2 separate regions of the Homo sapiens genome follow, and region 1 is linked to region 2. Evidence: chromatin contacts called from ENCODE Hi-C or POLR2A ChIA-PET data. All regions are on one chromosome and are shown on one strand. Each heading gives the region's core, a stretch centred on a gene start or an enhancer-like site at or near the end of the contact. The rest is flanking DNA. Distances are from core to core; before and after follow the strand shown.

The links. Hi-C counts contacts between places; a loop is a spot of excess contacts on that map. ChIA-PET counts read pairs that join two places held with the same protein, here RNA polymerase II (POLR2A). Pooled maps may share reads with other maps.
Region 1: a loop to region 2 is called in a pooled map, with 3 times the contacts of the local background. The contact joins the enhancer-like site here to the promoter of LINC00528 in region 2. A Hi-C loop is called at or near these places in 2 of 50 pooled maps. POLR2A ChIA-PET finds 5 or more read pairs at or near these places in 3 of 52 experiments (H1, PC-3 and WTC11).

What each region holds. Positions count from the first base shown.
Region 1 is chr22:17,962,527-17,969,187 of GRCh38, forward strand. All of the region lies in intron 1 of MICAL3 (microtubule associated monooxygenase, calponin and LIM domain containing 3), which reads right to left. Among named protein-coding and RNA genes, the nearest start is that of MIR648, 15 kb to the right of the region's middle. Within about 2 kb of position 2,270, at least 3 of the 41 ENCODE cell types and tissues checked have a DNase peak (open chromatin) inside an H3K27ac peak, as active enhancers do.
Region 2 is chr22:17,776,038-17,782,405 of GRCh38, forward strand. It overlaps LINC00528 (long intergenic non-protein coding RNA 528), which reads left to right and starts at 1,253. Exons shown (of 1, transcript NR_103718.1): 1 at 1,253-3,444. RefSeq lists enhancers at 1,288-1,767, 3,248-3,297, 3,565-4,472, 5,143-6,156, 5,518-5,967.

The DNA.
Region 1 (6,661 bases), core at 1,020-3,519, 190 kb after region 2:
AAGGAAGATGGAACTGCGGCCAGGCCACATCCAGGGGTGCTCGAGCACAAGAAAAAAGGGGATGGGTTAGAACTGCAGCAGTGGGAACCAGAATTTAAAAAGGGAAAATTATTCGACAAATTTGGAGCACTAACTATGGCAGGTGTAGTTTTAGGTGCTAGGAATAAGCAATTTCCAAGGACCCTTTGAACAGAAATGAAGCAAATGAGCTACACAGGGCGGCATAAAAACCAGCTGCTGGTGTTACTCCCTTCTTATCTGTATCCTGTGAAAGGGCAGGAAGGTGACAAACACTTGTTTTTCTGTAGGTGCCCAGGTTGGTTTTGAACTCCTGGCCTCAAGGGATCCTCCTGCCTTAGCCTCAGGAGCACACCACCATGCCCAGCTAAATTTTTTTTTAAAAAATTTTAGAGACAGGGTCTCACTATGTTGCCCAGGCAGTCACGAACTCCTACCTTCAAGCAATCTTCCTGCCTCAGCCTCCCAAAGTGCTGAGATTAGAGGTGTGAGCCACCACACCTAGCCAGCGAGAAACACTTCTATTCCAATCAATAATTTAACTTCAGCTACAACCTTCCTAGACACAGATTTACTTACTTATTTTTGAAACGGGTCTCACTCTGTCGCCCAGACTGTAGTGCAGTGGGGTGATCTCAGCTCGCTGCACCCGCCGCCTCCCAGGCTCAAGTGGTCCTCCCACCTCAGCCTCCCAAGTAGCTGGGACTACAGGCATGTGTCATCACGCCTGGCTAATTTCTGTATTTTTGTAGAGACAGGGTTTCAACATGTTGCCCAAGCTGGACACAGGATGTTTAAAGGAAGACTGTTAGGGACACCCATGGCGTGAGATGAAATGACAGCCATCTCCATTCTTTAATGACAATGATTTTGCTCCCCTTGCCTTCACATAAATGCGGGCTAAGGACCTGACAGTCCCTATCTCCCAAGCACTGACGCAGGAGAGCTGTGAACACGTGATGGGCCTCCGTCGCCGGTTCCTTACCCTGCCACGGCCAAGCGCCATCCTGCCTCCATGCAACCCCAAGGAGAGGAGGGCAGTGAGCATCTCTGACACCCCTTGGCACTGAGGTGAGACTCTTCCTGTGAGCCCGCACCCCATCAACGTGCTCCATAAGCCATAGGAGTCACCACAAACTTCGCAAGTGGATAATAGTCAGGCCTCACTGAAGACACAGCTACCCATGCTGATCCAGCCAGGAGGGTCGCTTCTGTGTCTCCTCCTACTCCACACCCACATGAATCCCACAGGCCGATCATTGCCTTGCAAGGTAAGATGCCCTGGTGCAGACAAGGAGCCGCTTTACCCATCAGGCTACCAGCTGAGGGTCAAATAGGCACAAGGTCGTGGGGACATATTTTAAGGACGTGGTCCCTACTCTTGCTGCATTTATAATACACAGTACAATCTGAGACCCTCGCAAATTTTGTAACACAATGGCAATAACAACCATTATTGGTTACCAACTAATTGGTACCATTAAGGTAATAACAGAGAGACTTCCTTCTGGGCCTTCCCCAAAGGCAGACAAAGGTTGGTTTGCTTCCTAATCTCAGTCTCCAGGACATTACAAACAAAGGATTCAAAATGGTGTTACTACTGGAGCTGGAATTCCGTGTTCTAACAAGAATGAAGAAAAGAGCCAATCAAGACCCAAAAAATCTGCCTCTCCTCAGCTCAAGAGGAAGAAGGCCAGCCTGCTGTTGCCCTCTGTCCCTGCATTCCACAGCACCAGGCTCTTCCCTCACATCCCTCTCCTCACATTCTTACCTTATATGATTGAGGCCAAATATGCAAAGCCCCGTCTCCCAGCCATGTACACAGTAGCTGCTGGCTGAGGACACTGCTGCCAACGCCACAGGCCCCAGCGAACAGCCCTGACTCTTATGTGATGATCTGCTTTTGGGTCCTGTCACTATCTGCGCACACAGCACACGTCCACATGTATCACTGACCAACCCTAACAGGGCAAGGGTGGGGATGTCAGAGATTAGCTCCACAGGACTTGGACCCTACGTGAAGATTAAAAATTTAAAATCAAACTCGGGCATTTCTGCCATCTGTAACCCACCTCCACACTAGAACCCTCTGACAGAAAGTTTCTGTGAGTAGGGAAATCTGGTCCACAAATAAGCTGTCCCTTTAAAGATCTGCAGCAACTTAAAACCAGCTGGTTTCTGGTACAAGCCAGTCCTCAGAAAGTAACTCTCACTTCAACTACAGAGGATAAGGTCCAATGATTTTGAGTTTTGTTTTAAAAAACAAAGCAAAACAAAAACCCCGAATTGCTCAGCTGGGACACTGGCTGGTTCAGGAGGGCTGGGGGTTTTCAGAAGCAGCAGCCGCATGGCACTGCTGACCGTAAGCGCACTGCTAAACTGAAGCGCGGTGGAGGTCTGGGAAAAGGGGAAAGCAAACACTCCAAAACAGAAACGCCATCGCTGAAAGGGCACAGAGCAGGTGCGGGCCTGCCCCCAGGTGTCTCCCACTCCCTGCGGTAGGAAGTCCTCTGACAGAGGGAGGAAACTGGGCCAAAGGAAATCCATGCATCCGCTGCTCTCCTTTCCCTCCTTCCCCTTCTATTTAAAAAGAAGAGAGTTTGAGACCAGCCTGGGCAACACAGTGAGACCCCGTCTCCAAAAAAAAAAAAAAAAAAAAGGAAGGGAACTATTTCTGTGCCTGAGAATGGCTGTGCTTGCGAGAGTCCTTCTGTATCAGAAAGCAATGACTTTTTACAGGATTGCAATAATACCCGGAACCCCTAAAAGACCCTGGAACTGGCACAAGGGTGCCTATAATTTCAATGCTTAAGAGAGGTCCTGAAGGCATGTCACTAACACAATGATTAGAGACCATTTCTTACCACACATCAGAGAGTCTTCATGCTTTGGTCTCCTACCTTAGAGAAAGCACTGACTCCATTCATCCCAAGGACTGAAATAATGGTGCTGATGAAGATGAGGCCCCCAGGAATAACTGCAGCTATAGTGTATTCATCACTTACTACTGATATACTGATTGTCACTGTGAGTTAAGTATTTAATACAGCGATCAGCCTCATGTGATAGACAAGAAAAAGGAGACAGAGAGGCTACGTAACTTGCCCCAAGTCACACAGTAAGAGCTGACACCTGATCCCAGGAAGCCTGGAACCGTGAACACTAAGTAGCCTCTCTACTGATATCTGCTATCATCTTAATCCAGAAACCACCCTGTAAGTAGTTATAATTATCTGCAAGTTACAGATAAGGGGGAAAATAGAATTAAGAAAGGTCAGATCACTTGTCCAACTAGTAAGCTATAAAGCCAGGAGTCAAAAATCCAGGTCTCCAACCTCCACATTCTATGCCTTTTCACTACACTGCACTCGAGGGTGGTCTGACCAACCACCACGGGACCAACCACCGTGGGACTTCCATGTAGACAGCTGTTCCCAGGACCAGAAGAAATAATACTGGGCCACAGGGCACACAGGCAATGAAGAGTCAACACACATGAACTAGAGAGGAGTCGGAGGTAACTCCATGCCATGCAGGATCTGCCATCTGCTGCCAGCTTCATCATTCTCAGACAGAACCCTCATCCTGCCACATCCTGCTTGACAACCACACACGTTTCCTTATCATCCACTGCTTCATGCCTCCCATCGAATTTCCAGTCCCTGACTCTGGCCACCCAGCTTCATCCCACTTTCCCTGAGATAACTGCCCTCCAAAGTGGCCCCACAGCCTGTGGGCACATTCCACTCCCTCGGGCCTGGGTGTGGTTCCCCACACCTGAGCGCTCCTCCTCCCCTCTCCAGCCTTATTCCAGAACCCCGCAGAAGACCTGCCTTCTTCACAAAGCCTCCATCTCTTCTCGTCCTTTCTGAGCCCCTCCACCTCCTCACTCCTCTGCAGTTCCAAACAATTCAATCCTTATTCATATCCAGACAGTACTGTTTGCATTGTTTCTGTTTCTCCAATGGAAAATTCCTCAGGGGAAGAACCATGACCAATCCTCAGGAGATGAGGGTAGCAGAGGGCTTCAGAGCACAGGCTTGGGAGTTGGACTGAGATTAATCCTGACTCTGCCACACACTTGGCTGTCCAATTCCTAGTTAACTCCCCTGCCAATGGTGATAAAGACAGTACCAACTGTCTAGGGTATTTCTAGGAAGTAAACGACAGAATGCATTTCTAAAGCATCTTCCATGATACCTGGCAAAAATGGTCCATGAGTAATTATTTCAATGATTATGTATCTGCCCCCAGTGTAGCCTGAGCCTTGCTAAATGTGCAGCTGGAACTCAGGAAGCAGCTGCAATTAATTGACAGAAAATTATTGGAGGTTAGGGTTATCTGTAAGAACTAGACAAAGGAAGAAAAGTAAGAGGGAATTCAAGAAAGTGAAATAGCAGATGGGAATGGGTAGTGGAACAGGGGAAATAGGATCCAAGGACTAAGTCAAATCTGTAAGTACTTCCTGGGCACCCATGTGTGCACACACTCCATGGGACTGATCAAGGGTAGGTGAGACAGAGGTTCCATGGACAAGGGCCACCATCCAGCTAAGCAGTCAACCAACACGTGCTGAAAGAACAGAACACCTGTGGCACAGATGCAAATGAACAGGATGGCCAGCATCCCTGGTCTATCCTGGCATAACTACTCGTTTTCACCATCAGTGATTTTGTTATCTTTATGTGATAGAGGCTATTCCATACAACCTATTGGCTGAAAATAATGCCTAACAATAAAAAAGCTACTAAGAATTCAACATTTTCCCATGCATTTGTATTCTGTTCATCACAACGGCATCTACATACCCTGCAAAAAAAAGTAGAACACATATATTTAAGGCATTTACTCAAGCGACAATATTTGATGAATCTGCCCTATGGATTCACAGTCTTGGCCACTGGGCAGTGTACATGCAAACACACACACACACACACACACACACACACCCACACACACCCACTCATGCCTACAGCATGGGGATCCCACTGACAACAGCTCAGAAGAGAGGTAAAGGTTAAGGACAGGCTTCTAACAAATTCAGTTCAATACATTTAAGTACATATTATAATAAAAATGAGGACCAGGTGTGGTGGCTCACGCCTGTAATCCCAGCACTTTGGGAGGCCAAGATGGGAAGATCACTTGAGACCAGGAATTTGAGACCAGCCTGGGCAACACAGCGAAACCCCTTCTCTATTGTAAAAATGACTAAAAATTGGCTGGGCGTGGTGGCTCACGCCTGTAATCCCAGCACTTTGGGAGGCCGAGGTGGGCAGATCACTAGGTCAGGAGTTCGAGACCAGCCTGACCAACATGGTGAAACCCTGTCTACTAAAAATACAAAAATTAGCCAGGCGTGGTCACGCACACCTGTAATCCCAGCTACTCAGAAGCCTGAGGCAGGAGAATCGCTTGAACCTGGGAGGCGGAGGTTGCAGTGAGCCAAGGTTGCACCCTGTACTTCAGCCTGGATGACAGAGTGAGACTCCGTCTCAAAAAAAAAAAAGAGTAAAATTTAAAAATTAAATAAAAATAATTATTAAATGATGCTTGTAAAAGTAGGTAAATAGATGCAAGTTTCACGGAAGAAAGGGTGGATCTGAGGAGATCCTGAAGGATGAGACCAAGTCCAGCAGAGTGAAGAGGAAAGAGAGGAAATGGCGAGAATTCACATGAGCAAAGGGGGAATCAGATAGCGTGCCCAGTGCCGAGCCCTGCCTCTGTGGAAGCGTTGGGGGAGGGAGAAAAGCCTAGCAACCTTGCCAGAGCTCAGACCCGCCCTACTGAGGGGACACTCACAGGTGAGCAGGTGTTCACAGGTGAGGACACTCCACGGGGGAGCAGCACAGGAGCCGGGAGCTGCTCTGGGAAGAGCTGAGGCGCCAGAGCTCCACAGTCGCAGACTCAAACCGGAGACCTCACCAGACCCTGGCTCGGGCAAGCTTCCTCAGGCTACATTTCCCCACCACAAAACAAAGATATATTAGTATGTGCCTCTTATGGATGTAATGATTTTGAGGTGAGGTTCAAATAAACAACCAACCTGAAATGCCTGGGAGAGTGTCCAACTGAGAGCCGATACTCAAAGAGTGATATAATAATTACCACAACCACTAATGCCCCAACGAGCCGCTGAAAGAAAGGCCGGTTCCACACTTTAGCTCACCTTCCTCAAACAGATGTGGCCACCAAACAGTTTGACGTAGGATATATGGAAAGCATACTAAAGGAGCTCGAGGGGAGTTAGGCGCTTTTAGATTAGCATGGGGCGACAAACTTCAAACATGCCTTGTGACCAAAAACTATGAATTCAACATTTTAAATAGATTTGTATTTTATTAACTACAAATAAATGGTCTCATGGGTAAATTAACCAATGCAAAAAATGGTCAGTTTTTAAAGACTTTATAAACAAAATTATCCCCCAACACACAAAGTCAAAAATATGTAAAATTCAATGACTTATTAAGAACATTCTTTAACTTTCTCCAGAAGACTTTTTTTTTTCTTTTTGACATGGAGTCTCACTCTGTCACCCAGGCTGGAGTGCAGTAGCAGGATCTCAGCTCACTGCAACCTCCACCTCCCGGGTTCAAGCAATTCTGCCTCAGCCTCCCGAGTAGCTGGGATTACAGGCGTC
Region 2 (6,368 bases), core at 3-2,502:
ATCCTCAGCACTGTGGGGGCCACTGGCCCTGTCATGCAGGGCAGGACCTGTACCAATTGGCCCCCACAGTCTCTGCCTCTCCTGTTGGCTTTTTGCAGGTCTCTCAAGTGCTTCTTACAGTCAGGGTAGAGCCTCCCCGCCTCAATCCTCCCTGTCCTGATCTGCTGCCTCTATGATGCTTTGGGCTTCAAAATCTGTCTGCAGTATTTGTAAAATGAGAGAGGGTGATGTTTCCTGCAAAACAACCACTTCAAAAAGAAAGGGGGGCGGGGTGCCAGAAAACAATTCAGGGGGTGACGGACTGGGGGGCTATGGAAGGGTCCAGGGAAATTCCGGGGATGATGGGATTCTTCTATACAGGGATTGTGGTGGATGCCACACAATTGTACACTTTTGTGAGAACTCTGCACGAAGAATGGTGAGTTTTACTGTATGTAAAATTATACCTTAATTAACAAATGAAACAATATACACATACATGAGAGAATGATGACTTTATTTTTTTTTTTGAAACAGGATCTAGCTCTGTCACCCATGCTGGAGTGCAGTGGTGTGATCACAGCTCACTGCAGCCTTGACCTCCCAGGCTCGAGTGATCCTCCTGCCTCAGCCTCCCAAGTATCTGGGACTGCAGGCATGCACCGCCACGCCTGGCTAATTTTTTAAAAATTTTTTTTAGACGGAGTCTGGCTGTGTCACCCATGCTGGAGTGCAATGGTGTGATTTCCGCTCACTGCAACTTCTGCCTCCCGGGTTCAAGTGATTCTCCAGCCTCAGCCTCCCAAGTAGCTGGGATTACAGGCACCCACCACCATGATTGGCTGGCTAATTTTTGTATTTTTAGTAGAGACGGGGTTTCACCATATTGGCCAGGCTGTTCTCGAACTCCTGACCTCAGGTGATCTGCCCGCCTCAGACTCCCAGAGTGCTGGGATTACAGGCGTGTGCCACCACACCTGGCCTTTTTTTTTTTTTTTTTTTTTTTTTTTTGGGACAGGGTCTTGCTATGTTCCCCAGGCTGGTCTTGAACTCCTGGGCTCAAGTAATCCTCCCACCTCGGCCTCCCAAAGTGCTGGGGTTACAGGCATGAACCACTGCACCCGACCTGAATGATGTTTTTGGCAATGAAAATGAAACACAAAATCCAGCAAGGTTTGACGGGGAAGGCGAGCTGGCGACCACATAGTCACAGTCGGCCTTTGCTTCCGCTTTATGCTGCAGTTTCTCACTGTCACTTCCTGCCACCGGGCTCGTCTTCCTGTGAAAATTCAGCCCCTCTTCCTCAGTTACCCCTTTGCAACAGAACGAGGCCGGCATTTTCTAAAGCGTCCTTGAGGAGTCCAGTTCCTAAAAGATTATTTCAGAGTCCACTGTTGTGGGCTGACTTGAATGCTCTCAAAATTCGTAAGTTGAAGCCCTGACCCCCAGGACCTCAGAACGTGACTGTGCTTGGACACAGGGACTTTCCAGAGGTGATTAAGGTGAAGTGAGGTCACTGGATGGCCCTCCTCCTATCTGACTGGTGTCCTGATGGGGACGCGGACACCCACACAGGAACGGACCCGGGGAGAACAACACATCGTCTCTGCGCCAGGGAGAGAGGCGTCCGGGGAACCCAGCCGTGCCCACGCATTTATCTCCGCCTTCCGGCTCAGAATTGTGAGGAAACCCGCTTCTGTTGTGCAAGTCCCGGGTCTGTGGTGCTCGGCCATGGCGCCCCCAGAACTGCATCCCCACCTTCTGCTCTGAGCCACCCATCCCCTCTGGAAGGGCTGAGCTTCTCTCCCTTTCCACCTTCTGTTCTGAGCCACCCGTCCCCTCCAGAAGGGCTGAGCTTCTCTCTCTTTCACTGCCTATGCTCTGGGAAACTTTCAGAATCCCCAGGCTGTTTCTGGAATAGTCTGGGATGGTCATTTTCGGTCCTCACAGAACCGGGGGTTTGGAAAGTAGGTGAAGCCATATGGGTTGCAGAGAATCTGGCCCAGCCCCTCACTAGTCCCTGTGCTTGTTAGTTATTCTTTAATTACTTGGATATCAACTCTGATTTAAAACATCAATTTAACATACAGATAATGCTGGGACTGCAGCTTCGCCAGGTGGCCTTCCTCTCCCGGTCTCGGGAGGCGTCACCCCCATCTTGTCCCCCCAAGATCAAGCGAAAAGGGCAAAGTTATCTTTTTTTTTTGCAAAATTCAAACCTTTCCCTCCTTCCCAGGTCTGGGTCACTTGCGACCCTCCTCTCAGGCTGCTTCTGACAGGCCCAAGTCACAGCCAACTTCAGGGGAGCTGTGTTGGATCCCTCCAAACTCCGGGAATGATGTGACCTCCCCGGCGCTCACCCTGGGCCTCTAGGTTAGACTCAGCCCAGACCCTGGCTCACAGGGAAGCAGAGCCCATGGCTGGCCTCCACCCGCTCAGACGCCCGCACACAGGCCAGGGGAGGGCTTGGGGGCAGCTCTGGGAGGGTCCCTGTTTGCGCTGTGGGTGTCCAAGGCTGGGTGTGCAGAGCTGAGGTTGCCACACACCTGAGGGACTCTCGCATAAGGATGGCGCAGGGCTGGAAGCTGGACTGAGACAGTGAATGAGACAGCGCTGCCGGCTCTCTCCGCGCCGTGGACTGGCTCCTAGGCAGTCTCACGAGCAAGTGTGCTGTTGCTCGTGCACGTGTGTTTTAACTGAGATGTGAGCTGGCGCGTTTTCTCCACCCGGCTCCATCTGCTGGGTCCCTCCACATTGCTGCGCGTGTGCCTCCAGTGCCATGGGGTCCCCACTGTGGGCAGCCCTGCATTTTGCCCAACTGCCTCCCAAACCATGGAACCCCAGTGACCTCCAACTTGCCGCCATGACGAGCCACTCTCATTCATATCCTCAAACACGGTGCTCTGAGCCCGAATGAGGGTTTCTTTAGAGAGATATCTGGGGACCAAACTGTAGGGACAGAGCTCCCGTCTAAGGTGGGCCTGTGGTGAGGTCTCCCCAGTGGTACACTTTAATCCCACAGCAGGGCTTGCAGGCCGCCCTGCTCCATCCCCACCAACACTGGGCAGGATCTAGCCTCCAAACCTTTGCCAGTCTAATAGTATAAAATGATAGCTCGGTGCTATTTTGGTTTTGCATTTCCATGGTGAACAATGAGTTTGAGAGTTTTTGTTCAAAAGTCCTTTGGGAGTTCGAGACCAGACTGGGCCACCAGGAGTTCAAGACCAGCCCGGGCAATTCAGTGAGATGTTCATCTCTACAAAAAATAAGAAAGATAAAAAATTAGCCAGGCATGTTTGTGTGTGCCTGTGGTCCCAGCTCCTCAGGAGGCTGAGGTGGGAGGATGGCTTGACCCCGGGAGGTGGAGGCTGCAGTGAGTTGTGATCGTGTCAGTGCACGGCTAGCCTGGGCAACAGAGTGAGACCCCGTTTCTAAAATAAAAATAAAAAACAAAAGAGAAAAGTCCTTTGGGTTTCGTCTTGGTATTACTCAGCAGAGGACAGAGGTGTCAGTTTCCATCCTCCGGCAAGCAGATGCTGAGACAAAGCTCGGTGGGAGGTGACACCCAAGAGGAAGGGGCGGGATTGGACAGGGACAGCCTTCAGATCACAATGGGGATCGGACCCCTGGGAGGGGAGAGAGGGAGGAAGAGAACTGGTCGGCTGTGAAGCAGATCTGATAGGGCCCTGCTGCGACACCAACAGCAGCTCAGGGCCAAGGATGCTGTTGCAGGAACAAGGGACAGACCCCCCATACCACTGGCTCAGTGCCTGGAGCACGTGGCCTCTGTGGCTGCAGCCCGAGGCTGTCGGCTGAGGCACTCCACACACCTGGAGAGCACGTTCTCTGTGGAAGGAGACTGCAGCATTCCCACGGCTCCAGAGCAGTAGTGGCGGCACCTGGAGAAAGAAGTCCACCACCTTCCTGATGGCGGACTCTTTCTGCAGGCTCGCTGCAGTAACAGACTGGGAGCTCCGGACCTGGCGTATTGCTAGCTCAGTCTGACGGGGTCCCGGCTTTCCTCTGAGGTTCTCCTCCCAAGAGTGCCGAGATTGATGCTGTCCCATCCAGCGTCTCCGCGGTCACCAGCTCTTCACATCCCTGGGTGAAGATGGGGAGACAGTGCGCGTAGCTTACTCCCGAGTGACTTGGGATAGAAGCCACGGCACAGAACTCTACAAGGGACACTGGTGCACTGAAGAGCAGGGTGCGGTTCTGACCAGAAGCATCTGTGCATCTGGAGGGCAGAGGGTGCGTGGGCACGGGGGTCTGGGCAGGCCTCCCAGGGCAGAGGTCAAGAGGAGGGCGGGAGGCCTCTAGCTTGGTGGTTAAGAGCTCAGCCTTCAGAGTTTGTTTTCTCAGCTCTATCCTTGACGAGCTTCGTGAGCTGTAACTGGCCAGGGGCTGCCCCCAGAAAAGCTGGCCTCCAGCTCCCCGCATCCTGAGGCCCCAGATCAAGTTTCTTGGGCCCCAATTTCCTGTCATCAAAGAGATGATAGTACATTCCTCAGAGGCGGGCTGTGAATACATGAAACGCAAGGTCTTAGGCACCCAGCATGCGCTCAGGAAGCGTGGCTTGTGATTACCCGGCAGTGCGGTGGGAGGCTCCTAGCAGCTGTGTGTGCTGTGAGTGGGGTGGCTGGGGTCCCTGTGGGAGGTGCTTCAGAGTGGGGGCTGGATGGCGGCTCCCGAGGGGCATGGGGAGAAAGACAGGAGCAGAGGGGCTGCCACGCACTGCCCTTTTCCCCTTCCACCCCAGTCCCCTTCTCAGTGCACCCTTGGAACTTCACCCCCTCCCTGCCAGCTGCCCCCACCGCCTTCCCCTGTCCTGAAGCCCCTGTCCCTACCATCCGCCCCAGACACTTCCATGCTCTTCTTGAGGGTGGGCTGTCTCCAGGTGCCGCTCATTCCCCGGCCGGGCTGCTGTGCTCTCACTGAAGCTCAGGTGCTCTCAGAAGCAGAAGGAATGAGGGGTGGAGGGGCCAGTGTCCTCCTGGCCTGAGGACAGGGCTGGGGAGGCAGGGGCAGAGGTGGCCTGTCCCCTGCTGGCCAGGGCTGACACGCGGTAATGGCTATTACCAAGTGGGCCATTTCTCCCTCCTGCCCCTCCAGGCATCTCATCCCCCCACACTGCAGGAGGTGAGGTCTGCACAAGGCCTCTGCTCCCCTGGGAATAAGCCCATGCGTTCCATGGTGCCTCCTAAGCCCCTGAACTGGAGCCCACCCCAGTACTGGCGGGGGCCTGATTGCTGGAGTGAAGGCTTCCTCCTTCCTGGCCACCCCATTCCCCTCATCTCTGGGACAGAAACCGACAATAAACGCCTGCCCGAGACCTGGGTTGGAAAAACAGAGTGAACACACACCATCACATGGCAGGAGGCCAGGTGCACAGAGCCCTCCCTGCAGTTAGTTCCCCAGGAACTGGGGCTGCAGGGATGGCCCAGAGCTCTCAGCCAACATCAAAGGGCCACAGCACCGGGGCTGGTGGCTCCTGGCCAAGTCAGCACCGACCACAGAGCTCCCCTCTCTGCCTAGACCCAGGGCTCTGCCCTGACAGCCTAGAGAAGGGCCTGGCTGGTGGTGCCTGGCTGGGTGGCTCCCTGCCTAGGAGGTGCTTTCCCCAAGCGCTGGGCCTTGAAGGGCCGGTGGGTTGTGAGGGCAAGAGTCTTGCTAGAGGAGAGGGGAGAGATGGCGAGATGCAGGACCAGAGCCTGGGGGGGTGAAAATCATGTTCACCCCCATGGTGAAATCACGGCCATGGTGAAGACCAGTCCCACCCACTGAGCGGAGGCAAGTAGACCCCAGGAATTCCCCAGCCCCGCTGCTGGGTGGGTGTGACCCTGCAGAAGCTCTGGGAGGCTGGCATGACTCAGCTGTTGCAGAAAGACCAGTCTGGGGTTTCCCATATTGCTTCAAGCAGCCTTTTCCCTGGGACTGCTCTATCTAATGCCAACAACCCTCAGCTGCTAGTGAGCCCTCGCCACCAACTTTCAGAGGGCTAACTCCTAAGGCCCAAGGGCTGGAAAACTCCAAGCACAGCCCTCCCAGAGTCTGGCTGTGGCTCAGAATGGGTGCTGGGGCAGGGCGAGCAGGATTTCCCAGAGGGAGCTGGGCCCTCTGGCGTCCGCCCCAGGGCTGGCCCAGCCCAGGGACCCCCATGATATCCTTCCTCTCACCCTGCCCTTTCTGAAGTGAACTCTTTGGATATTGGCCAAATCACACCCAGCAGAGGGAAGGGAGTGGAGGTCCCGGTGTGGGGGTCCCGGCGTGGGGTGGCTGTGCCCAGCTGGAATGTTTTGCATGGTGATTTGTTAGAGGGATATTGAGCAGAGGGCAAACCACCACTGTGTCTAGCATTCTGCTCAAAGGTGCAGAAACCAAGACTGCCA